Regions from separate parts of the Mus musculus genome. Here regions 1 and 2 are each linked to region 3. A link is a loop called in an ENCODE intact Hi-C map of the cell type or tissue named here. Cell type or tissue: left cerebral cortex. All regions are shown on one strand. Each heading gives the region's core, and the rest is flanking DNA. Links, peaks and the distances in the headings are about the cores only.

The links. A loop is a pair of places that touch in the nucleus more often than their neighbours do. Peaks named below come from ENCODE experiments on the same cell type or tissue, not always from the same donor. Only the 100,000 strongest peaks of a DNase experiment are listed, where the experiment ranks them.
Region 1: it touches region 3 in a loop (3.0-fold over the local background); 14 of 42 quality-filtered maps call a loop at or near these places.
Region 2: a loop joins it to region 3, with 2.1 times the contacts of the local background. A loop is called at or near these places in 3 of 42 quality-filtered maps.

What each region holds. Positions count from the first base shown.
Region 1 is chr10:58,555,698-58,563,343 of GRCm38, forward strand. It overlaps Ccdc138 (coiled-coil domain containing 138), which reads left to right. Exons shown (of 16, transcript NM_001162956.1): 14 at 6,204-6,380. It also overlaps the pseudogene Gm18042. Among named protein-coding and RNA genes, the nearest start is that of Ccdc138, 62 kb to the left of the region's middle. In left cerebral cortex, for the core only: CTCF peaks have their summits at 3,628 (motif pointing left) and 4,334 (motif pointing right); DNase peaks (open chromatin) are centred at 3,606 and 4,331.
Region 2 is chr10:58,778,310-58,785,955 of GRCm38, forward strand. No RefSeq gene overlaps it. Among named protein-coding and RNA genes, the nearest start is that of Sh3rf3, 31 kb to the right of the region's middle. In left cerebral cortex, for the core only: no CTCF peak of the experiment used is centred there; a DNase peak (open chromatin) is centred at 3,502.
Region 3 is chr10:58,671,548-58,679,193 of GRCm38, forward strand. It overlaps Edar (ectodysplasin-A receptor), which reads right to left and starts at 4,149. Exons shown (of 12, transcript NM_010100.3): 1 at 3,909-4,149. It overlaps Gm36158 (a long non-coding RNA gene), which reads right to left. Exons shown (of 3, transcript XR_380458.1): 3 at 5,834-6,142. In left cerebral cortex, for the core only: CTCF peaks have their summits at 2,158 (motif pointing right) and 4,225 (motif pointing left); DNase peaks (open chromatin) are centred at 1,901, 2,174, 4,186 and 5,682; H3K4me3 peaks cover 1,037 bases; H3K27ac peaks cover 490 bases.

The sequences.
Region 1 (7,646 bases), core at 964-5,963, 120 kb before region 3:
TGCTACCCCAAGCAATAACAAAAGGGGGCTCACTCAGTGGGTCTGATGCAGTGGATCCTGACTTGGGAAGTTGTGTGTATTCTTCTGTGGGCACCCGTGGGCGGTCACGCCCAGTCTCTTCCTCTACAGAAACCCTGAAGAGATGGAGAACAAAAAGCAAGCCACCACTGAGAAGTGGAATCAGGGTGAATGAACTATGCCAGCTCCTGAGTTCACTGCTCCTCAGCAGTGGTCTGAAGGTGTGCAGGTACTCTCTGTGCCTCTCCAAGAGATCTCTACTGAGGACTCTACTGAGTGCCCAGCTGTCCCCCCGAGGACTAGTCAGCAGCCCCACATACGGGCCACTGAGTGGTCATGAGCTTTTCTACACACATGTGAGCAAAGGGAAGGATGATGGAGGGAAAGAAAGTTTCTAAAAGCTGGAAAAAAAATAACACACTGAATCAGAGTAGGAGTGCCCAGATGTGCATGGGTGTGGAGTTGCCCACTGAGGCCTGGGTAACCAACCTATCAGTGGCCACTCCTCAAAGAAAAGTGACTGTCCCTCTCTCTGCCAGCAGCGGTCACCTGCCAGGACCTCCTTAGCCTCTCCCCATATACCCATATAATGTACTTTCATCAAATCTATGCCTCATTCCTGACTTTCCCTCTATACTTTACCACGTCTCCCATCAACTTCATGAATTCTTCTTTTAAAACTCACCCAGTTCACTTAGTGCTGCCCTAATGTGTGTGGGTGCAGAGCCATCTCCTGGAATGTGAGTGGTTTCCCAGGCCACATCCTCTCCTTCAGTTGCCACTAGTTACCTAGGTGTAGGATTCTGTAGCCTACCTTTTTCCCATCCATGCTGAGCCCATGTCTTTTAATCACAAATGTATTTTATTTAACTTCAGATCCATATGTATAGACTAAGTCTGTTATTTTAAAGTGGTCTGTGTATCTTTAAAAAAAAAACACATACACACACACAACTTTTTAGCCAGTCAGCACTTAAACATGATATCAATGGAATGTTTCATTCATTTATATTTGCCACTGCAAATATTAACATAGACATATACATGCCTTAGCATTTTTAAAATGTACAATAAACTAACCAATTTGACACTGATGTATGAAAGGATATGCCATCCTAATTTTAGCAGACATTGCCATCTTTTTCAAAAAGTGAGACTATTATATCCTTTCCTCTAGTGTGTGTGTGTGTAAATATGTTTGTGTGTTTTGTATATGTGTGTGGATGTGTGTATGTGGATGTGTGTGGGGTGTATGATATGTATTGGTGTCTGGGGAGTGTTTGTGTGTGTGTATACCTACATGTACATGTGTTTGTGTGTGTGTATGTCTCTGTGTATGTGGTGTGCATGTACATGTGTGTGTAAGTATGTATGTCTGTTTTATATATATGTGTGTGTGTGTGTGTGTGTGTGTGTGTGTAGGTATCTGTGTGTATGTGTGTGTGTGGTGCCATTTCTTGAACCATCCATTCCAGCATTTAGGGTTACTGATTTTTTTTTAGTACTTTCCAGTCTTATTTAATGAAAATATGACTTCATATAATGACTTTGTTTGGGTTTGTCTTTGAGATAGGGTCTAACTATGTAGATAAGACTAGCCTGCAACTCACAGAGCTTTTCTTGTCTCTGCCTTGTGAGTGCTGGAACTTAATGAGGTGTAGCACCACTCCAACCTTTTGCATGTATGTAATTTATCAGTTTCTTTTCTACAGGTTTTTCTGTTGATAGCCTTGATCTCTTTTCTGCTAGATGATTTCTCTCTTACTGTTTTAAAATTATGTCAGTCCTTTATCTTTCATGGTTTTAAGAGGATTTCTTGTTATTGAATGTATGAATGCTGTGCCTGTGTGCATATATGTGACTGGTACCCATGGAGGTCCAAAGATCTGTCCTGGGTCGCCTGGAACTGGGTTGCAAGTGGTCGTGAGCTGCTATGTGGGTGCTGGGAACCTAACCTGGGTCCTTTGCAAGTGCTCTTAGCTGTGGAGCCAGCCCTCCAGCACCACAGGTAACTTAATTTTTAAAAAAAGATTTATTTATTTTATTATATGTAAGTACACTGTAGCTGTCTTCAGGCACCCCAGAAGAGGGCATCGGATCTCATTACAGATGGTTGTGAGCCACCATGTGGTTGCTGAGATTTGAACTCAGGACCTTTGGAAGAGCAGTCAGTGCTCTTAACCACTGAGCCATCTCTCTCTCTAGCTGTCTTCAGACACTTTTTTCTTCTCTCCAGGCTAGCTCACTCTGACCCGCCCCACTACTTTTTGACATGGGCAGATCATGTCTTTTTCAGTTTCCATCATGATATTTTAGACAGGTGGGCTTGAGACATCTCATTGTATGTCAAGGCTCATCTGGAACTTTAGATCCTTGTCCTCATTGTCCCAAGGCCTGGGGGTTATACATGTGTAACACTGGCCTAGTTTACTTCCCTCCCCTCCCCCTTTGGTTTTTCAAGACAGGGTTTCTCTGTGTAGCTAGCCCTGGCTGTCCTGGAACTTACTCTGTAGACCAGGCTGGCCTCGAACTCAGTAATCCACCTGCATCTGCCTCCCGAGTGCTGGCATTAAAGGCGTGTGCCACCATTACCTGTCTCTAGTTTACTTTTTAAAAGCTTAAATGAAAGAATTAATGTAAAAGTTTAGCAAAGATTGTCATATAGTATGTTCTTAATTAGGCAATTGTTATTATCAATAGACATTGTTAATTTTTAAGAATTGGTTTTACTTGAGATCCTAATTAAGGTTTTTTTTAGACTGTATTAGCTGTCTTTTGATATAATAAAATACCAAGCAAGTAACTTAAAACAACATATATGGGGCTGAAAGGTGACTGAGCATTTAGGAGTACTTGCTGCTCTTACAGAAAACCTGGGTCTGGGGCTGGTGAGATGGCTCAGTGGGTAAGAGCACCCGACTGCTCTTCCGAAGGTCCGAAGTTCAAATCCCAGCAACCACATGGTGGCTCATAACCATCCGTAATGAGATCTGACCCCCTCTTCTGGAGGGTCTGAAGACAGCTACAGTGTACTTACATGTAATAAATAAAATAAATAAATAAATCTTTAAAAAAAAAAAAAAAGAAAACCTGGGTCTGGTTCCCAGCACCCAGGTAGGATAGCTTACAGTTGCCTCTAACTTTAGCTCCAGGGCATCCAATGCCTTTTTCTCTGTGGGTACCAGGCATGCATGTGGTGCACACATACACAGAAAACAAGACGAAATCTTTTAACAATCCACTCAGTTTACTGGCTTACAGGCCCCTGCATTGGGAATTTGAGCTGGGCTTAGCTCCCTGATCTTTTCTGCACTGATTTTCCTCTCATCGTGGGATCTATTCTGGATCTTCCAGAAGACTCAGAAGCCCCTGAGGCTGGGTGCTTGTCCACAAGACATCAGTTTTAGTGTGCTCTGGCCAAGTCACCAGGTTCGGCAGGGGTCAGAGCTGGCAGCAGAGCTCCTTCCTCATAGGAGTCGCTGCAGAGAATTTCTCACCTTTAAAAAAAAATCTACCATGATTGAGATAAACAGATTGGCTTCTGTTGAGCAGCGCACAGCACCTGTAACCAGTTCCAGACGATCGCACACCCTCTAGTGGCCTCTTCAGGCACCACATTCATGGACACGTTCCCTCTATTCCCCACATATACATATACAAGTAAATAAAGACTTTTCAAAAGATAAGACCGCTTTTGAAAAAAAAAAAAAACAAATACTATTTTCTACCTGTGAAAACTGCTAAGAGACAACTTTTTCCTCATTTTTAAAAATTGAAAATAATTTTTTCATTGACTATATTCTGATCATGATTTCTTCTCCCTCATCTTCTCCAAGATCCTCTGCACTAACCTAACTCTACTCCTGTTTCTCTTTAGAAAACAAATAGCCAAAACAAAACAAATTTTTTAAATAGAAAGAATTAGCACAAGAAACACACACACACACCATAAAAACACAAAAATAAGAAACTGTAATATACAAGCAAAAGACCAGACCAAAAGATTAAAGAAAAAGAAAAAGGAATGAAAGAAGAAAGAAAGATGGATGGTCTTTTTAAGTTTGTAAGTTAAATATTTAACAAAAAAAGTACCATGAAGCTGGATGCAGTGGCGAACATGTACAATCAGCTCTAGAGAAACCAAGGCAAGTTTCTAGAGAAACTCAGGCACATTTAAGGCTAGCCTGATCTACACATGATGTTTCAGACCAGGCAGACCTCACACAGTAAGACTATTAACAAACAGCCCTGTGATAATCACTCCACTTAATCCTGCTAGCCATTGCAGGTAATCTCAAGTACAGTAGAGGGCGCTGCTGTGAAGCTTATTTCTGTGAAGACAGCAGGCTTCTCTAGTATATCTGTATTGTTGCTTTTTAAAAAACGTTTGGGCCTGCCAGATGACTTGGTGCCTAGGGTGTCTGCTGAGCAAGCGTAAGGACCTGAGGTTAGGTCTCTAACATCCATATGAAAGCTGAGCACAGCAGTGTGTATCTCTGACCCCAGCAGTGAGGGCTGTAGGCAGGTGTAATGCTTGGGCTCACTGGCCAGCAGCCTGTGTAACCAGAATGCTGAGAACAAGTTCAGTGAGAGACCCAACTCAAAACAAAGAAAAAAGAGGCCAGGGGCCATGAATTTGAGCGTGGGGATGTACATGGGGGTTTGGGGAAGAATGAGAAAGGGAAAATGATATAATTATATTTTAATTTTTTTTTTTTAAACAGGACAGAAAGACACCTGTGTCTGTCCTCTGCATGGACATGAACAGGGGAACATACACAAACGAGAGCTGGGAGCCAGGCGGCTCGGAATAGAACCTAGCCATTTGCTTCGTATGCATTTGTTTGCAGAGTTTCATTTATAAGTAAAAGATTAAGTATGACAGTAGTGTTCCTTAGTTTTTATTAGTGGGCGCCAGAATTGTCCGTTCCTGTGGAACTGGAGCCTAGAGGGGGTTGTGAGCCACCCAACACCACAGCTGGGCACTGAACTTAGGGACTTCACCAGAGCATGACAGTCAGGCCGCTGTTGCTTCAGTGGGCACAGCTTGCCTAACAGATTGGTATTGTAGCTTGTAAGGTTCATGGCTGTATAAGACAACGGTTACACTGGCCTTTTCCTCCAGCAGCCTGCTCTCTAAGAGCCATTCTAGTTCTGGTCTTGGTAAAATCTTGCTGTCTTTCATAATAATGGGTGGGTTACAGAATGTAGTGGACCAGAGGATAGCCCGGTTTTTTTGAAATTGTTTTTGAATGGTGTGATATTTGCTCTTTAGTAAGAGACAGAAATCCTTGTTTAAAACTCACTGAGCAAGTTTGTGTATAGTGACAGTTTTAAATGAGGGGGCATTTAGAAGTCAGTAGTAAGGTATATGACCTTAGAAGCTATTTTAAAGATACAAATACTGGGCTGGAGAGATGGCTCAGTGGATAAGAGCACCAACTGCTCTTCCAGAGGTTCTGAGTTCAATTCTTAGCACCCACATCGTGGCTCACAACCATCAATAGTGGGATCCAATGCCCTCTTCTGGTGTGTCTGAAGACAGCTATAGTGTACTCATATATATAAAATAAACAAATCTTTAAAAAAAGATATAAATACTAATATTGTTTAAATTCATAAAAGTATGTGGTTATTATAACCAAATACGGCAATGTATACTATTGTACTATTTAATAATAATTATAATAATATGTAAATAATAATACTACTATTTAATAATAATTAATATCATTACTTTTCCTTTTTTAGTATAAAAAACAAAATTGAGTTATTATTATTATTATTATTATTATTTTGGTTTTTGAGACAGGGTTTTTCAGTGTAGCCTTGGCTGTCCTAGAACTTGCTCTGTAGATCAGGCTAGCCTTGAACTCACGAAGATCTGCCTGCTTCTTCCTCCTGAGTGCTGGGATTAAAGGCATGTGCCACCATTGCTCAGTGGGGCTTATTTTAATACTGAAATACGAATATGCTAAATGAGTTTATGCCGTTGTAATTGGACTGCCTTTTCTCTCTCCTGTTCCATAGAGTTCAGTGAGGGGGGTGAATCTAAACTTAGGACCTCTTGTTATTTAATTCTTTTATATTTTTATTTTACTAAAGTGATGGTTCTTTTTGTTTAGCCTTCTGTTTCTGATTGAATAACTGACGCACAGGCGGTTGATTGTTTGTGTTGTTTCTAGCTGACTACCTAGCTCAAGCGTTTGACTCCCTTTGTTTGGACTTGAAGACAGATGAAGGAAAAACCTTATTTTTGGAGTACCAAGCCATTCCAGTAATCCTAAAACACCTGAGAATATCCAGTAAAGGGCTCTTATCCAATGTCATCGACAGCCTGCTTCAGATGACAGTAGAGTCAAGTAAGTTTTTATCTTGTATGTCTGTAAAGAAATGATGCTTGCGTTTCCCTCTGATCAGAACGTGTTAACCTCATACACCAGGCACTTCTGCACAGTGCTGTAAATGGTGGCTGTTTGGCAACTTGACACACGTGTCATACCTTGTTGTGTGCCCCAGCCCCCTGCCCTCCTCTGTGCCCCTTTACCAGCTGGCTTCGGTCTTCCTCCAGCTAGTCCTCCTTTGTCCCTTCCTAGCACGTTTCCTGTTGTCATTCCTATTTCCCACATCCCCTGCAACCTCTTCCTCCCCTCTCATGATTCCTTTTCTACTTCAGTATCCTGCAAAAACAAACATATAGCTATAGCTATATACCTGTGCACATAACCTAAAATGTAAGCTCCTGTATGAGAAATAATGTGATCTTTGTCCCTGAGTCTGGTTTATTTCATTTTTCATAATTCCATTTGCATCTGTTTTCAGAAAATGTCATGATCTTGTTTTTCTTTATGCCGTATAAAGTTCCCTCAAGTATGTGCATATGCCACGTTTTCTCTTAACTCACCTGTTGATGGACTTGAAGGATTCGTCCATTTCCCAGCTGTTGTGAATAACGCAGCTGTGAACACGGATGCACAGAGCTCTGTGGTGTGCTGACCTAGTAGTGAAGATGGGTGACAGCGTAGTTCTATATTTAGTTTTTTTGGGATCTCCATACTGATTTCCACAGTGGCTTCTCAGTATTTCCAAATTCCTAACATGTTGCTCTTTGAGATTCAGGGACAATAAATCAGTATCTCAGGAATTCTCAGAAATTTCAGAATGGTGGCTTTGTACACATTTCCTACTTCATTCTGTGTTAACTGGATGGCTAAAACTCATATTCAAACATAAAATACACTAAATTAAGGAGTATTTACAAAGAACTACATCCTACAGGAATATTTAAACAGCAAAAATCATAATTTAAAATTTATATCTCCCAGTCAGTTAATAGCAGCCCCTCTTGGAATCACAAAGTGGCCACCACCCACTGAAGCATGTACTTTGCAGTGAAGATGTGTTACGCCTGGGAAAGAATTCAGAGGACTTAACTGCCTAGAGTATACGTGGGAACTCACTAGTGGGCCTTTTCTCTGTCTCACTGCCTTTCTTGTTCCTGGTGCTAAATGCCGTACTCACATGTATATTTGTTTTTATATATACATGTACACATTGTGAGTTAGGATCCACACATGAGGAGAAAATGTATTTGATTGATTTTTTTTCTCCCCCTGAGATTAGGAGAC
Region 2 (7,646 bases), core at 964-5,963, 110 kb after region 3:
AGTTTTCCTCTTAGAAATGCTTTCATTGTGTCCCATAAGTTTGGGTATGAAGTGGCTTCATTTTCATTGAACTGTAAGAAGTCCTTAATTTCTTTCTTTATTCCTTCCTTGACCAAGGTATCATTGAGAAGAGTGTTGTTCAGTTTCCACGTGAATGTTGGCTTTCTATTATTTATTTTGTTATTGAAGATCAGCCTTGGTGCATGGTGATCTGATAGGATGCATGGGACAATTTCAATATTTTTGAATCTGTTGAGGCCTGTTTTGTGACCTATTATGTGTTCAATTTTGGAGAAGGTACCATGAGGTGCTGAGAAGAAGGTATATCCTTTTGTTTGGATAAAATATTGTGTAGATATCTGTTAAGTCCATTTGTTTCATAACCTCTGTTAGTTTCATTGTGTCCCTGTTTAGTTTCTGTTTCCATGATCTGTCCATTGGTGAGAGTGGTGTGTTGAAGTCTCCCACTATTATTGTGTGAGGTGCAATGTGTGCTTTGAGCTTTACTAAAGTATCTTTAATGAATGTGGCTGCCCTTGTATTTGGAGCGTAGATATTCAGAATTTATAGTTCCTCTTGGAGGATTTACCTTTGATGAGAATGAAGTGCCCCTCCTTGTCTTTTTTGATCACTTTGGGTTGGAAGTCAATCTTATCAGATATTAGGATGGTACTCCAGCTTGTTTCTTCATACCATTTGCTTGGAAAATTGTTTTCCAGCCTTTCATTCTGAGGTAGTGTCTATCTTTTTCTCTGAGATGAGTTTCCTGTAAGCAGCAAAATGTTGGGTCTTGTTTGTGTAGCCAGTTTGTTAGTCTATGTCTTTTTATTGGGGAGTTGAGACCATTGATATTAAGAGATATTAAGGAAAAGTAATTGTTGCTTCCTTTTATTTTTGTTGTTAAAGTTGGCATTCTGTTTTTGTGGCTGTCTTCTTTTAGGTTTGTTGAGGGATTACCTTCTTGTTTTTTCTAGGGCGTTGTTCCCATTCTTGTATTGGGTTTTTTCTGTTATTATCCTTTGAAGGGCTGGATTTGTGGAGAGATAATGTGTGAATTTGGTTTTGTCGTGGAATACCTTGGTTTCTCCATCTATGGTAATTGAGAGTTTGGCCGGGTATAGTAGCCTGGGCTGGATTTTGTGTTCTCTTAGTGTCTGTATAACATCTGTCCAGGCTCTTCTGGCTTTCATAGTCTCTGGTAAAAAATCTGGTGTAATTCTGATAGGCTTGCCTTTATATGTTACTTGACCTTTTTCCCTTACTGCTTTTAGTATTCTATCTTTATTTAGTGCATTTGTTGTTCTGATTATTATGTGTCGGGAGCAATTTCTTTTCTGGTCCAGTCTATTTGGAGTTCTGTAGGCTTCTTGTATGTTCATGGGCATCTCTTTCTTTAGATTTGGGAAGTTTTCTTCAATAATTTTGTTGAAGATGTTTGCTGGTCCTTTGAGTTGAAAATCTTCATTCTCATCCACTCCTAGTATCCGTAGGTTTGGTCTTCTCATTGTGTCCTGGATTTCCTGGATATTTTGAGTTAGGATCTTTTTGCATTTTCCATTTTCTTTGATTGTTGTGCCGATGTTCTCTATGGAATCTTCTGCACCTGAGATTCTCTCTTCCATCTCTTGTATTCTGTTGCTGATGCTCGAATCTATGGTTCCAGATTTCTTTCCTAGGGTTTCTATCTCCCGTGTTGCCTCACTTTGAGATTTCTTTATTGTGTCTACTTCCTTTTTTAGGTCTAGTATGGTTTTGTTCATTTCCATCACCTGTTTGGATGTGTTTTCCTCTTTTTCTGTAAGGACTTCTACCTGTTTGATTGTGTTTTCCTGTTTTTCTTTAAGGACTTGTAACTCCTTAGCAGTGTTCTCCTGTATTTCTTTAAGTGAGTTATTAAAGTCCTTCTTGATGTCCTCTACCACCATCATGAGATATGCTTTTAAATCTGGGTCTAGGTTTTCGGGTGTGTTGGGGTGCCCTGGACTGGGCGAAGTGGGAGTGCTGGGTTCTGATGATGGTGAGTGGTCTTGGTTCCTGTTAGTAAGATTCCCACGTTTACCTTTCGCCATCTGGTAATCTTTGGATTTAGTTGTTATAGTTGACTCTGTTTAGAGATTGTTCTTCTGGTGATTCTGTTACTGTCTATCAGCAGACCTGGAGACAGATTCTCTCCTCTGAGTTTCAGTGCTCAGAGCACTCTCTGCTGGCAAGCTCTCTTACAGGGAAGGTGCGCATATATCTTGTGTTTGGACCTCCTCCTGGCCAAAGAAGAAGGCCCAAAACAGGGCCTTTCTCAGAAGCTGTGTTGCTTTGGCAGGTCCCAGAAGCTGTCAGCTTCTGTGGTGCAGACTCTCACCTGTGCAGACTAAATTCCTAAGTTTGGAGGAGTCCGGGAACCAAGATGGCGCCTGCTGCTCCTGAGGCTGAGGCCGCCTTCCGAGCCAGGCGGACACCTGTCCTCTGGTCCGGACGGTGGCTGGCTGTCTGCGGCCCGCAAAGGGTGCTGCCTCAGCGGCTCTGTGCCTCAGCCTGTCCCAGAAGCTGTCTGGTTCTGTGGCGCACCCTCTCACCTGTTCAGACTAATTTCCTAAGTTCAGACTAATTTCCTAATTTCCTAAGTTAATGCCCTGTATTTGTCAGTGATTTGTGTTCAACATTATTTGAGCCATTTGCTATTAATGAAAGAGAAATACTTATTTGTGTTTTAAATAAAACTGATATAGGAAAAATAAAAGTGTCTTTGGCCATCTGTCTTTCTTTCTCTCTTTCTCTCTTTCTCCCTTTCTTTCTCTCTCTCTCTTTCTCCCTTTCTTTCTCTCTTTCTTTCTTTCTTCCTTCCTTCCTTCCTTTCTCTCTCTCTCTCTCTCTCTTTCTTTCTTCCTTCTTTTTGTATTCTCTGCTTAGTTTTATACCACTTTTAGTCAGTTTATTTTCTTTTTTTCCCCCTTCCCTTCTCCCTCTTGCTCCAGCCACACCCACTCCGGCTCTGCTTGCTCTGGGCCCCCACTCCAGTTTATTTTCTTGATGTTCATTTTTTTAAACTTTTTATATCCTAGCTACTAACTCTGTAAGATGTGTAGTAACGATTTCCCCCCTGTTCTTCAGGCTACTACTCTGTTCAAATGATGGTGTCCCTTACACTACAGAAACGTTTAAGCTCCATGAAGTTCTAGTTATTAATTGTCCTTAATGGCTACACTATTGGAGTCCTTGAACTCATTTCTCTTTTTGTAGAATCTTCACCTTAAAATATGAACAGAGTCTTCTACAAAATCCAGGGATCAAATGTCTAATTTCATCAGACAAAGCACCATGGAATTTTTTTTTTTAAAGAATTAAAAGTTTGTTCTATTTTAAAAGTATGTTTAAAACTAGATTATTTGAGTCAAACTAACTAAAATTTCTTTTCACAGAACTACCTTCTGGGGTGTTAGACTTCCATATGGTTGAGATTGTTAGAGGAATGTATCTAAGAACCAAGGTGGCAGTAATGGAGGCAGGAGGGGAGGGGTGGGCCAGAAGAACTGTGCTGCAACTCCTGTGGATGTGGAGTCATTGATACTTTACAGAAGACTCAGACACAAGATTCCCTAGTCCACAGAAATCCCAAGTCTAGGAGGAATAACCTATGAGTTGGGTAATATGATCAATATTTCACAAGATGAGGCAGGCAGGAGACTTAGGGGTCAAACAATAACAGAATATACTGGGATTCATATAATAGTAACAGTCAGAGCTTGTAGCATTCAGGCTTGGAGAGACCTGGCTTATCACTAAGCTAGATGCAAAGTATATAACAGAATCATCAAATCCTGCTGGGCCAGCTTCTAACGCAGTAAGGCCGAGAGGCGTTCTGTTCCTTTGAACTCTGTCAAATGCTCTCTGAGGCTTCTTACTTTGGAGTCCATGGGTTGAGTGTTTATTGAAGCTACCCATCTCTTGATTCACTGTTTGCTCTCTCACAGTAAACCTCTGGCTATTCCTATGTCCCAAGAAGTTGATTAGATTTTCGGTTGTATTTCTAGGAGGTTAGGCTCATGGGTTCCTGACCCTAGTCTCTGATGGCTTTGCTCATGTGTTAACAGCATCTCCGTGGCACGTGGGAGTCAGCCTGTCTTCAGGTTGTCCAACTTGTGCAGCTATGCCACATGAAACCCCAGGTGCTGAGACTAGTGGAAAGTGTACAAGCTGGTGAATTTTGGTTAGAGACTAGAGGTTCTTGGCCTGTAAAGGAGACACTGTGTGGAAAGGGGCTTCAGAAAAGAACAACAACAACAAAAAGCAAGCAAACAAACAAAAACAAACAAACAAACAAAGACAAGCACTAGTATGGAAGTCTCAGAGATGGCGTTACCTTACGCTTAGGGTCAGCAAACCTTGTGCTAATGGTACCTGTGGGTAAAGCTCAGACCTTCACATCTATCAACCTAGATTCAGTCTCACTGCTGCACGGGATAGCACCACCATCCCTATAAACCCTTGTTTGAGTGCCTGTCATCTGCTCTTGCTGATTCTCATTTATAAAGTTCAGCCCTTCTCCAGCTGTGCACACAGCCTCCCTGGATCCCAGTAGCTTCCACTGTTGGCCATTGCCCCTCTCAACCCTCTCTCCATCATGTTCACGAATACATCTGGTTCCTGCATGTGTACCGAGTACCATTGTTATCAATCTGGATTCTGTTTATGTGGCTTCAACTGTCTTGCCTGATACATATAACTATGACTTTCTGCTGTGTGGTCACTCAGTTTAATGGGGACAATGGTCACAGCATCATATGGTAGTCACCTTAACTGATGGTGGAAGCAGTGGATTTTCAAGGCCATGCCCAGCACTGTCTGAACCACACCCCGTGTTATGTGGGGATCCTAGCTTGAAATGGACAAGTTCCACAGTGGAGGTAAAGAGGGTAGTTCTAGGGACAATGAGACACACTGGGATGTCAGGCTTCTCTGAGGACAAGAGATTCTATCGAGATACTACCAAGTTCTGACAATAAAGGTCTTTTTGACATCTTCTCCAAAGTGTCTGAGACAAAGAATAAAAGATTTGTGGCTCATCCTGAGGTACAATCTTGGACAAGACTTGATGCCCATGGGTAGTCAATGAGCAAAGCACAGCACCCAATCAGCCCCTGGTACACATGCATTCTTATTGTTTCTTATGTGTGTATGCTTTCCATGACTCAGGCTTTCAGCACGTTCTTTGCCTTGCTCTGGACAGTGAGGCAATGTGGGGAGAGCATCGGGTTATGAGCCAGAGACCCTTTCTGAGCCCTACATAGACGATTATGAGTTTTGAGTCTTTGGGCAACTTACCTATCTCTCTGAGATTTGTCTCCTCATTGGTCACATTACAATGAAATCTGATTTTGTTCTTATGCTGCAAGCTGGCTGGGTAGGCAGAAAGGATGATATGCCAGCATGTATTATATATGGTCCTGTAAGAGGGAGAGTCAATTGATTTTTGCCATGGATGACATTCTTACACTGGCTATGAGATGCCTATTATCCAGTGGCCATGAGTAGCCTTCCTGTTCTTCCCATACAGCCTTCATTTCTTAGTCCAGTATCTTAAGAAAAGAAAATGTGAAGCAACACAGCAGTGAATTTCACTGAACAGGTTCTGCACTTAAAATTCCGACACTGTGCTCAGCCCAGCACTAATAAATTTTCCTGCCTTGAGTAGTACTTCTTAGACATGCGCTAAGGGAACATAGTTAAAGAAAAACCCAATAAAAGGAGATGATAAAGGAGACGAATCATAAATCACTGGCGTGGCCTACTGCTGCTGCTGTCCTCGGGCTGAATTTGACAGCAAGGATTCTAGTTTAGAATTTGACACTAGGATTCTTGCAATATAACCTTGTTCCTATGAATGGAATATTGAAAGGCCACAGCCAAGTATCTCATCATGTGGACAAGCAGGAGAGCGGAGAGAACTAGAGGATAGCCTCCTTCTTCATGCACAAAGCTGCCAGGAGCCAAACCTGGGCGCTACACACCATATCACCCTGCTGGCATTGAGTGATTGCTCCTGTAAGTTGGCTAAGAACCTTTGACTAAAAATCTGTAACATATGAGAGTCAGTGGCCTGGCCTGGGCATCCAACTGAGACAATGAACTCTGTTCCAGACTGGGGCTTGGTGGCCTTGGAGATACGGAGATATTGATAACAAGTGAATATAAATACAATTTACCTAGCAACATAATTCTCACAATCTTTTTTCTATCTTTCTTTCTGATTTTCTCAAAAAGTCATCAGTCTACCTCTAGTCATCAATGTAGTCCCTGAGTGGCACACCACAGAAGCTAGGAAGACAAGAAGAAATAAGCAATGAAGAGAAGAATCAAAGGAGTGGGATTGAGGCTCTTGGGCTCCTCAGCTCAGCTGGAGAGACCCTCCCCTGGGAGCTGCAATGCCTCTGCTGGGGAGGCTTCCTCTCAGAGCTGTGAGGTTCCTGGACTCCCATGTCTCGGGATGTCAAAGGCTTCCACTGGGAAACCTTTTCTCCTCAGAGCTGTATAGTTCCTGGGCTTCCAAGTCCCAGGATACCCTTTCATCTGAGCAGGAACACTCATGATCACTTTCCCCTGCTTATTCATTCATTGGATCCTTGCTTGTTCTGGATGTACCTTGTCCACATACAGCTCACAGTGTAGATATGACCATCTAACAGATAAGTGAATCACTACTATAATTTCAGAATGTAATAAGGCTCCTCCAGGAAGAGGTTATGATGGTGTGTAGCTTATACTCATCTCAAGGGAGGTTATGGTGGTGTGTAGCTTATACCCATCTCAAGGGAGGGCAGTTGGAAGGGCCAGTTAAGAAAAACCTTAATAATAATAGGAACCGGCCTATAATATCCTGGAAAAGGTGTGCTTGGGAATGAGAAGCATCTGTAGCAGAAGGTGGGCAAACAGAGAGGGCCAAAGAGTGGCAGGTCAGGTCCCGCAGAGCACTGAAGGCCTCAACGGAGCTCGGATGCTGTTTAGGAGCAATGGGTAGTTCCTAAAATGTTTTAAGCAAAGGAATGAGATGCTTCAAATTTCCTTATGGAGAAATCTCTCTGGCTACAGAAAGGATGGGTCGTCAAAGTGGGAGAAGGTAGTAGCTACACAGCTGCCACACTGTAAAAAGAGGATTTTGTATTTGAACCTTGTGCCAGAGATATGGCTGGTGAGATCATGGCTTTGTGATGCATTTGAGGTAGAAAAATGAGTATTGCCAATGGAAGTCACAAATAATAATGGAAAGGAAAACAATCAAGGGTGTCTTCTGGAGTTTGGATTAAGCAACTAGATACCAAGGTGTGGAGAATTGGACGGAGATGGGTGTGGAGCATAAACTTATGAGTTGAACGAACTACTCTGTCTTGGATGCACAAGTTTCAAATGTCTGGCAGATATTTGAGTGGAGATGTTAGGTTGGACAAAAGTTATGAATTTGAAGAATTTAGAATAAGAAATGAAACTTGGTATTTCATAGAGAGCAGTGAATTAAGCCCAGACAGAAAAGCACTTCTTGTTCTCTCTTGTATGTGGATTCTAGCTTGGAATCTTTAGATTTGTGTTTTTAGCTCAGAACCCAGGAAAATAAAATGGGACCATGACAGGTTGGGGGAAAACTTTAGCAAGAACTTTAG
Region 3 (7,646 bases), core at 1,438-6,437:
AAGAAAGGAGAAGAAAGACTTCTTGGCTAGTCAAGCACATAAAACGACAGGAAATATTCAGAGCCATCAAGGAGGGAGGCTCTTTCAGTGACTTTGTATTTCAACTGGACAGCCAGTGTGCCTCACACTACGAGAACCCAGCTATCCATCTTGAACTGTTATTCCCACAGAAGGGACATCTTTGCCAGTTGAGGCTGGTTTGCCCAGTAACCTAGGTTGCGTCAATGAGTGACCAGCCCTTAGCCCCAATGTGTGATTAGGATAGCTTTGATATAAATGAGCCAGAAGTTCAAGCAGGGCCTAATGGTTCACTTTGTCTTTCAGCTGCTTTTGGGATCTGAATGTAGAACTCTTCATCTCTCTCTCTCCAGCACCATGTCTGTCTATATGCCACCATGCTTCCTGCCATAACTATAATGGACTAAACCTCTGAACTGTAAGCCAGACCAATGAAATGCTGTCCTTTATAAGAGTTGCTGTGATCATGGTGTCTCTTCACAGTATCAGAAACCCTAACTAAGACATTCTCTAAATACTCACTAAATGAATGGCTCACCCCTCCAAACCCCAGGACAAAGCTGTCTCCTTGCTTTGATTAGACAGGGCTAACCACTCGGAGTAAGTCCTTGTGACACTCAAGTGAACAAGTATTGGAAATTAAATATAGCAAGGTCTCATTTATTTGTATTCACAGAAGCCACGGAACTGGGATGCTTGAACCCCAATCCATTTTGAATTTTTCTCGTAGTTATTGATCATACTATGGCAATCTGCATTTACCTATAGCTGATGGCTTTTCTCTTGAGCTATTAAAAGCTCAAAATTCTCTAATCTTTCTTCAGTGACCAAGCCGTTTTCACAATGGCTCACCAAGTTCAGAACTTCAGTGGTTTCTTGGGCCTCCATGTGATCAGGACAGGATGTGAGAGGAAGTGTGTGATGGGGGGGGAGGGGGATGTCATTACCATGGCAACTAAAAATGTATGAAGCTGGGAGTTGCTCACTCCAGCACTGGTGGTTGGCATTGCTGGTCTCCTCCCAGGCAGAAGACGAAAGCTCTCATCCCAACCCAAATCCCAGTTACAAGCTCCATGATCATCCCGGTGCCTCTCCATGCTGAGCTCAGTCCAACACAGTAATTAGTGTTCTCGTGGTCATTGTTAGCTGTGTGGCTTCAGGCAAGTCCAAGAACTTCTCCGATCCTCAGACCCATAGAAAACGTGGAGGACATGCAGAAAAATGCTAATGTGTGAGAGCACTCATGTGTGCAAGTGCACAAAGGCCAGAGGCTGATGTGGTTCTCTATTTACTAAAGCCACCCCACACCCCCGGCCCCCCACCCTCGGCTCCTTGCTGAATCCAGAGCTCATTATTCAAGCAGTCTAGCTATTGCCCCAGAGACTCCCCTGCTTCCACTCCACCAGGCTTTCATCTGGGTCCTGGGGATCTGAATGCTGGTCTTTGAGCTGTGTAGCAAGCGAATTATCCACTCAAGCCATCTCCCCAGAACTCTTTGCTTAATTAAAAAAGAAAAAAAAATGATCCTGTAGATCAAATAAAAGCCTTGCCTAAAATGTTCAAGTTTAAGGACTGCCTGGTAGGTGAGTGACGGAGGTGAATGGCTGGCGCTTTTGTTTCCTAATTGCTAAGTGAGTTTAATGTGGGCTAATTAATGATGCTATTGGTGAGTGGAATTAGCTAATGCAAAACCTAAAACTGCATCAAAGCACACAGGGAGGCAGGTGCCATCTAGGATAATTGAGGGAACAGAGGCCAGAGCGGAGCTGTTAAGGGTTGTACATGCACCAAGCTGCTGGGCAGGCCAGGGGAGGTAAGGGAAAACCAAGCCAGCCTAGGGCTGAGCCATTTAAGCAGTGGGGCTGGCCGCCAAAACGCCATCCTGTTTACAGCTCCCGTATTTGACTTTCAGATTTGCTTAAGTCTTTGAAGCTGGGTTCCCGGGCCTTTCCTTGAGAGTAAATTCCATTCTTTAGAAACCACAGAACACACTCTCATGGTCCCAGAAAGGGATGTGAGCGACCTGCCTTCTGTATGACCCCTTGGGACCTAAGGGACCTTTCATTAGAAGATGCCCCAGAGTTAAAACAATCAGCCTGGGTTTGTCCCCTACGGACAGTGGGTAGCAAATATGGGGTGGCCTCACGGTGGCAGCACTGAGCTGGATGTAAAGAGATCTCAGACGGATCGTCACAAATACAATGGCTCTCAAAAGACTCACAGAAAATAGAAACTATTATTTAACACTTCCCCACCCTTCCTTCATGTAACTGCTGAGTTTCATGGCTGGGCAGCACAGCACACTGCAGACGGTCAACTGTCACCCTTCCCTACCTACTCTGGAGAACTATAGCTGGTCCCCGCTGCTGGCCAGCATCCAGAAACAAGCGAATCACCGGCCAGGGATAAGATTCAAATTCAAAACTCGAAGTACAATTTCTATTGAATTGTACAACTGTCAATCATTTGTACAGCATTATAAAGAATCTCTGGGGGATCCTCTATACATCTTTTCAGCAGACACCAAAACGAGACAATGACAGCAAGCCCCAAACAACGGAACAGACAGACAGTGACCAGAGAGGACAGACAGACAGTGACCAGAGAGGACAGACAGACAGTGAGCAGAGAGTAGGCATATTACTTCAGTAAGTTTCTGTTTAGTTTTTCCTCCCAAAGAATGCAACCTAGGACAGCCTCCAACAACAGCATCATAAGTGGACAGAGGAATGAATGCTGAGAGGAGACCCCCCTCATCCTGCTGTCATCTCCAGGGAGGGTGCTTATGTGGGGGCGGTCTCTTGGGACACTTCCTAACGTTAAGTCCTCGTAAGCCACTCTCTCAAAACATATCTTTAAAGGTTTTAAGCGATCATGACCTAGAATGTCTGTTGTACATCGGGACTTCTCTGTCCTTTTATGCCCTCTTGACTCTTTGATACTTTGAACAAACCTCAGTTTCACTCTGCATTTGAAGGTGTACCCAGGTGCCACTTCAAAACAGCAAGGTAGGGGCCCCAGAAGAAGTAAAGAAGAAGTTGGCCCTGCCACACTCCACCACCTCTCTCTCTCTCTCAACTATGATTTCAGTCTTGAAAAGGGGGACTGTTTCCCACTGACTGTCTAGCAACCTGACTGACCAGGTCTTTGGCCCTTGTCACCTCTCTTGCTTTAGCTGTCCCCTGGTGATGTGGATACTCCAGCAGTGACCTCACCTGCTGCCCCATCTGCCCTGAGATCACACATTTTGCCTTGCAGGAGTTTCTTACCGCAAAGGCTGAAAAATCCAACTCTACTCTCTGCATGAGGCCCTTCTACCCCAGATGCCTCGGAACACTAAAGGAACCTTTGGCTAGAAATGAAAACCTCAAGTGTCACAAAGACCTATCTAACACACTCTCTTCCTCTTCTCCGACAACATAGGACTATGGCATTGGGTCTCAGACTTGATTGGAAGCCTGCCTGAATGGCCTCTTAAGACAATGAGCTACTCTGGGTAGAGGCAGGTGACGAATGCCACTAAAGTCCCAGGTGCCTCTTGCCTTCTTCTGTGAGCGAGTTGGAGAAACTCCGGTCCTCTCCCCAGATGGCAACACGTGTTTTAGTAGCACAAGTACTGTCTGTGACGCACAGTTTGGCACTCTAACCAAAGCGCACTCAACAGCGGAATGAGTTTTCTGATATTTTCTTCAAAACAAAGAAACAACCTCAAGCCTGTGAACTTGTAGCACAGACAGACACACAAGTAATCAGTAACGCTTGTCCAAACGCAACCCAAAAATGACATGCATTTCAAAAATGTACCCGAGATCCTTCCTAGCCAAGGACACCTCGGTTTCGTCCACAGTTGAAGAATACGGAAAACCAGAAGTGAAAGAACCAAGGTTTACCTGGTACCCGAATGAGGTTAGCTTTTCCCAGCAGAAGATGGGTCTACGGAGAAGGCGAGCAGGTAAGGGATGGGGGGCAGGCTTCACAGGCGTCCGTCGGTGTCCTCTCAAAAGCAGAGCTCCACAATCCTGGGGCCAGCCGGGTGACAGCGGCCAGGCACACCTCTGCTGCCAGCGCAACTAACTTTCTATTTTGAAGGGCTCCCGGGAACTCGCTCTTGACTGTTCCCGGTCTGGACTGCGAGTTTACAAACAGTCGAGCGGAGAGGAGGCCCCTCGCTTCAAACCCACCCGCGCCACCTAGAGGCCGCGCCAGGCATCGGCAGTGCAGGAGCCTGGGCACAGCCTCAGGCTCTGCCGCTGAGTGCACCTGGCTCCACAGGACTTCCTGCCCCTTAAGGGACAAGCTGGAATGTGTAAAAAGCATTGAGGTTTTTCCTTTTGGAGTGCGTGGGGGTCTTGCTTCTATCAAAGCAAGTTGGGCCTTTGGGCACAAGAATAATGAAAGATGAAATTTGCATTAAGTTATCATTAATCAGAACTTAAGCACAGCCCCCTTCCCCACAAGATGGTTATAGGTATGATGAATACTGCTGTATCCATTCACGCTCCTTCATGCAGCCTGGAATACACTTGTACATATTTCCAATCTCTCTCCTGCTCACCACAGATTTGAGTCACCATTTTCTCCTCAACATCTTCTCTCCATGTCATTCCAGGTAACTCAATATAGGCTCCAGACAAGTTCAGATAAACATATCTAACTCTTGTAACTACAGTATGTGCCTCATATAAATACAGACTCTACCACTCCAGAGACGTGCACATACCTCACAGAACTCTTGATAGCCCTATGTATCCTTTACATTTCCAGATAACTATATATGCTCCGATAACCTCATATACCCCATGTGATTTGATAGCAAGGAAACGTTAAATGCAAACCTTTTGGTATTGATCAATTCTCTTTCAAAAAATAAGTTATCTGGAAAACACCCAGCCTTAAAAGAATGTAACAGCCTCATTCCTTTCTCCCTCAACCTCATGGTCCCCCGCCACAGTAAGGAGTGGAAACAACAGGTTGTTGTTGTTGTTCTCTTCCTCCTCCTTCTCTTCCTCCTCCTTCTTCTGCTTCTCCTCCTCCTCTTCCTCCTTATTTTCTTTCTTCTTCCTCCTCCTTCCTTCTCTTTCTCCTTCTTCCTTCTTTCTCCTCATCTTCCTTCTCTTCTTCCTCCTCCTCTTCCTTACCTCTTTTCTTCATCTCCCGCCTCCTCCTCCACCTCTTTGTTTTTTTGGAAACAGGGTTTCTCTGTGTAACAGCCTTAGTGATCCTGGAACTTGGTTTGTAGACCAGGCTGGTCTCTAACTCGCATAGACCTACCTGCCTCTGCTTCCCAGGAGCTGGGACTAAAGGCAATTGCTGGCAAGCCAGCCTAGGAGTGGAGCCTTCTATATACTCTGCTCCCGTCCTGTTCCCTCTGCCTTAGATACACTGGAGAAAGCAGGACTCTCAGTAGAGAGACAGATGGCAGAGTACAGGCTTAGGCCGAGGATCCTGAACTTAATGATTATTGCTGTGGGAAAGCACAATGCTCTTTTCTTAGCTTGCTGACCAGTGTGGACAACTCATCCAGACAGTGCAGGCGCCCTTGAGTGTTCAGGCTTGGTTAGCTACGTTCCCCAGGCTGAACCTACAGTGAGTTAGTAATAAATGGAAGTTTATCACATCGGGGAATCCAATGCAAGCTACTGAGCTAGTCTTCCCTGTGGAGTGCACTTGTTATTTTGAGAGGTGTATCTGAGGACATAGATTTAATTTTAGCTGTTACTTTTATTTTCTATTGGACATTAAGTAATGCCTTTAAACTTAGAGTGTGAGACAGACAACATTGCCGCTGCCAAAAGACAGGAGAGGTGGAGGGAGAGAAGAATATGCACAAAATGATAAGAACTAGAAAGCAGAGCTGGCCTTTGCCACACTACAGATGATCAATGTGAAGTCTCCATGGTCCTTTTACCCAAATCAGAATGTATGGACAAATTAATTCAACACATTGAGAAAATGAAGCCAGAGAAGTCATTGCTTATCTGAGTCATTTAGAAGCTTGGAATATTCATTGTTCTCTGTTTTGAATACTTTCTGGAAGATGGACATAAAAACAGCCACAGATCTTCATCGTATGTGGAAATGAGGACATGAGTCAAGACTGTGGACCATGGTTGGTCAAACGGTGCTGTGGAGAAAGTGGTATAATTTAGAACATATGCTTGATATAGATAACTTAGCCCAGGCTGGGCTGCCCTTTTCAGCACTTGCGTGCAGATGCATGGTAGGCTGTGGGGTACAGTGTTGGAGGGGTCCCAGAGCTTAGCTCTATTGTGCCACCACATCACATCACATCACATCACATCACATCACATCACATCACATCACATCACATCACATCACATCACATCACATCGGCTATGGAGATTCACGAGACTCGATGATTAGAAACCATGCATCAGGTAAAAGAACAATGGCCAGCTAAAGAAGTGTCTTAGTTAGAGATTCTACTGCTGTGAACAGACATGACCAAAGCAACTCTTATAAAGGACAACAGTTAACTGGGGCTGGCTTGCAGGTTCAGATGTTCAGTCCATTATCACCATGGCAGGAGCACAGCAGTGTCTAGTCGGGCATGGCACTGGAGGAGCTGAGAGTTTTGTTTGTTTGGGTGTTTATTGTTTTTGTTTTTTTTTCGAGACAGGGTTTTTCTGTATAGCCCTGGCTGTCCTGGAATTCACTCTGTAGACCAGGCTGGCCTCGAACTCAGAAATCCTCCTGCCTCTGTCTCCCAAGTGCTGGGATTAAAGGCGTGTGCCACCACCTTCATCCAAAGAAAGCCAGGAGCAGACTGTCCTCAGACAGCTAGAAGGAGGGTCTCAAAGCCCACACCCACAGTGACATATTTCAACAAGGCCACACCCCCTTATAGTGCCACTCCCTGGGCCAAGCATATTCAAACTACCATAGGAAGATACTCAGCAATGACCTCTGGGCCATCATACATATGTGTGTATGTGTGTTTGCATGTGTGTGGGACATGCAAACACACATACACACAGAGAGAGCTGAGACACATTCCATCCCTCAGTATGTAAATTCTGTGTCTTAATTTCTAATCTCATGATGAATAAACAGGAAAGAAACCACTTGACCCTCACAGATGCTACAAAACACCCTTTTATGCTAACGTGCTCATTGCCCCATTCATGTCGCAAGCACACACATTTACCCGACACTAGCACTTCTCCAGGGGCTCAGTGTATCCTGAGAAGATGAGAAAGACAGCCACACTGTGTCAGCCCTCATGGAACGTACATTGGTTGGGAGGCAGAAACTAATCAAGTTACCAAATGAGCCTGGAATGTACTTTCTGCTGGTAGCAGGTGAGGGTGGAGGATACCTGGCTTGTGTGTGCATGTGTGCATGTGTGTATGTGTGTGTGTGTGTGTGTGTGTGTGTGTGTATGAACCCACTGACAACAGCCTCCTACTATTCAACCACTCTCTGAAAAGAAACATCAATTAAACACAGAAAAACACATATGCTGCCCTATGACACCCTCTTGGCTTTATTTGCACACTTCAGAAAGCCAGCTGCTTGTTACCTACAAAGAGAGATACATTTAAACATTCTTTAAAAAAAAATGCTGTTGTTCAAGTCATGCAGTAGTATTGGAGAATTTAATAAAC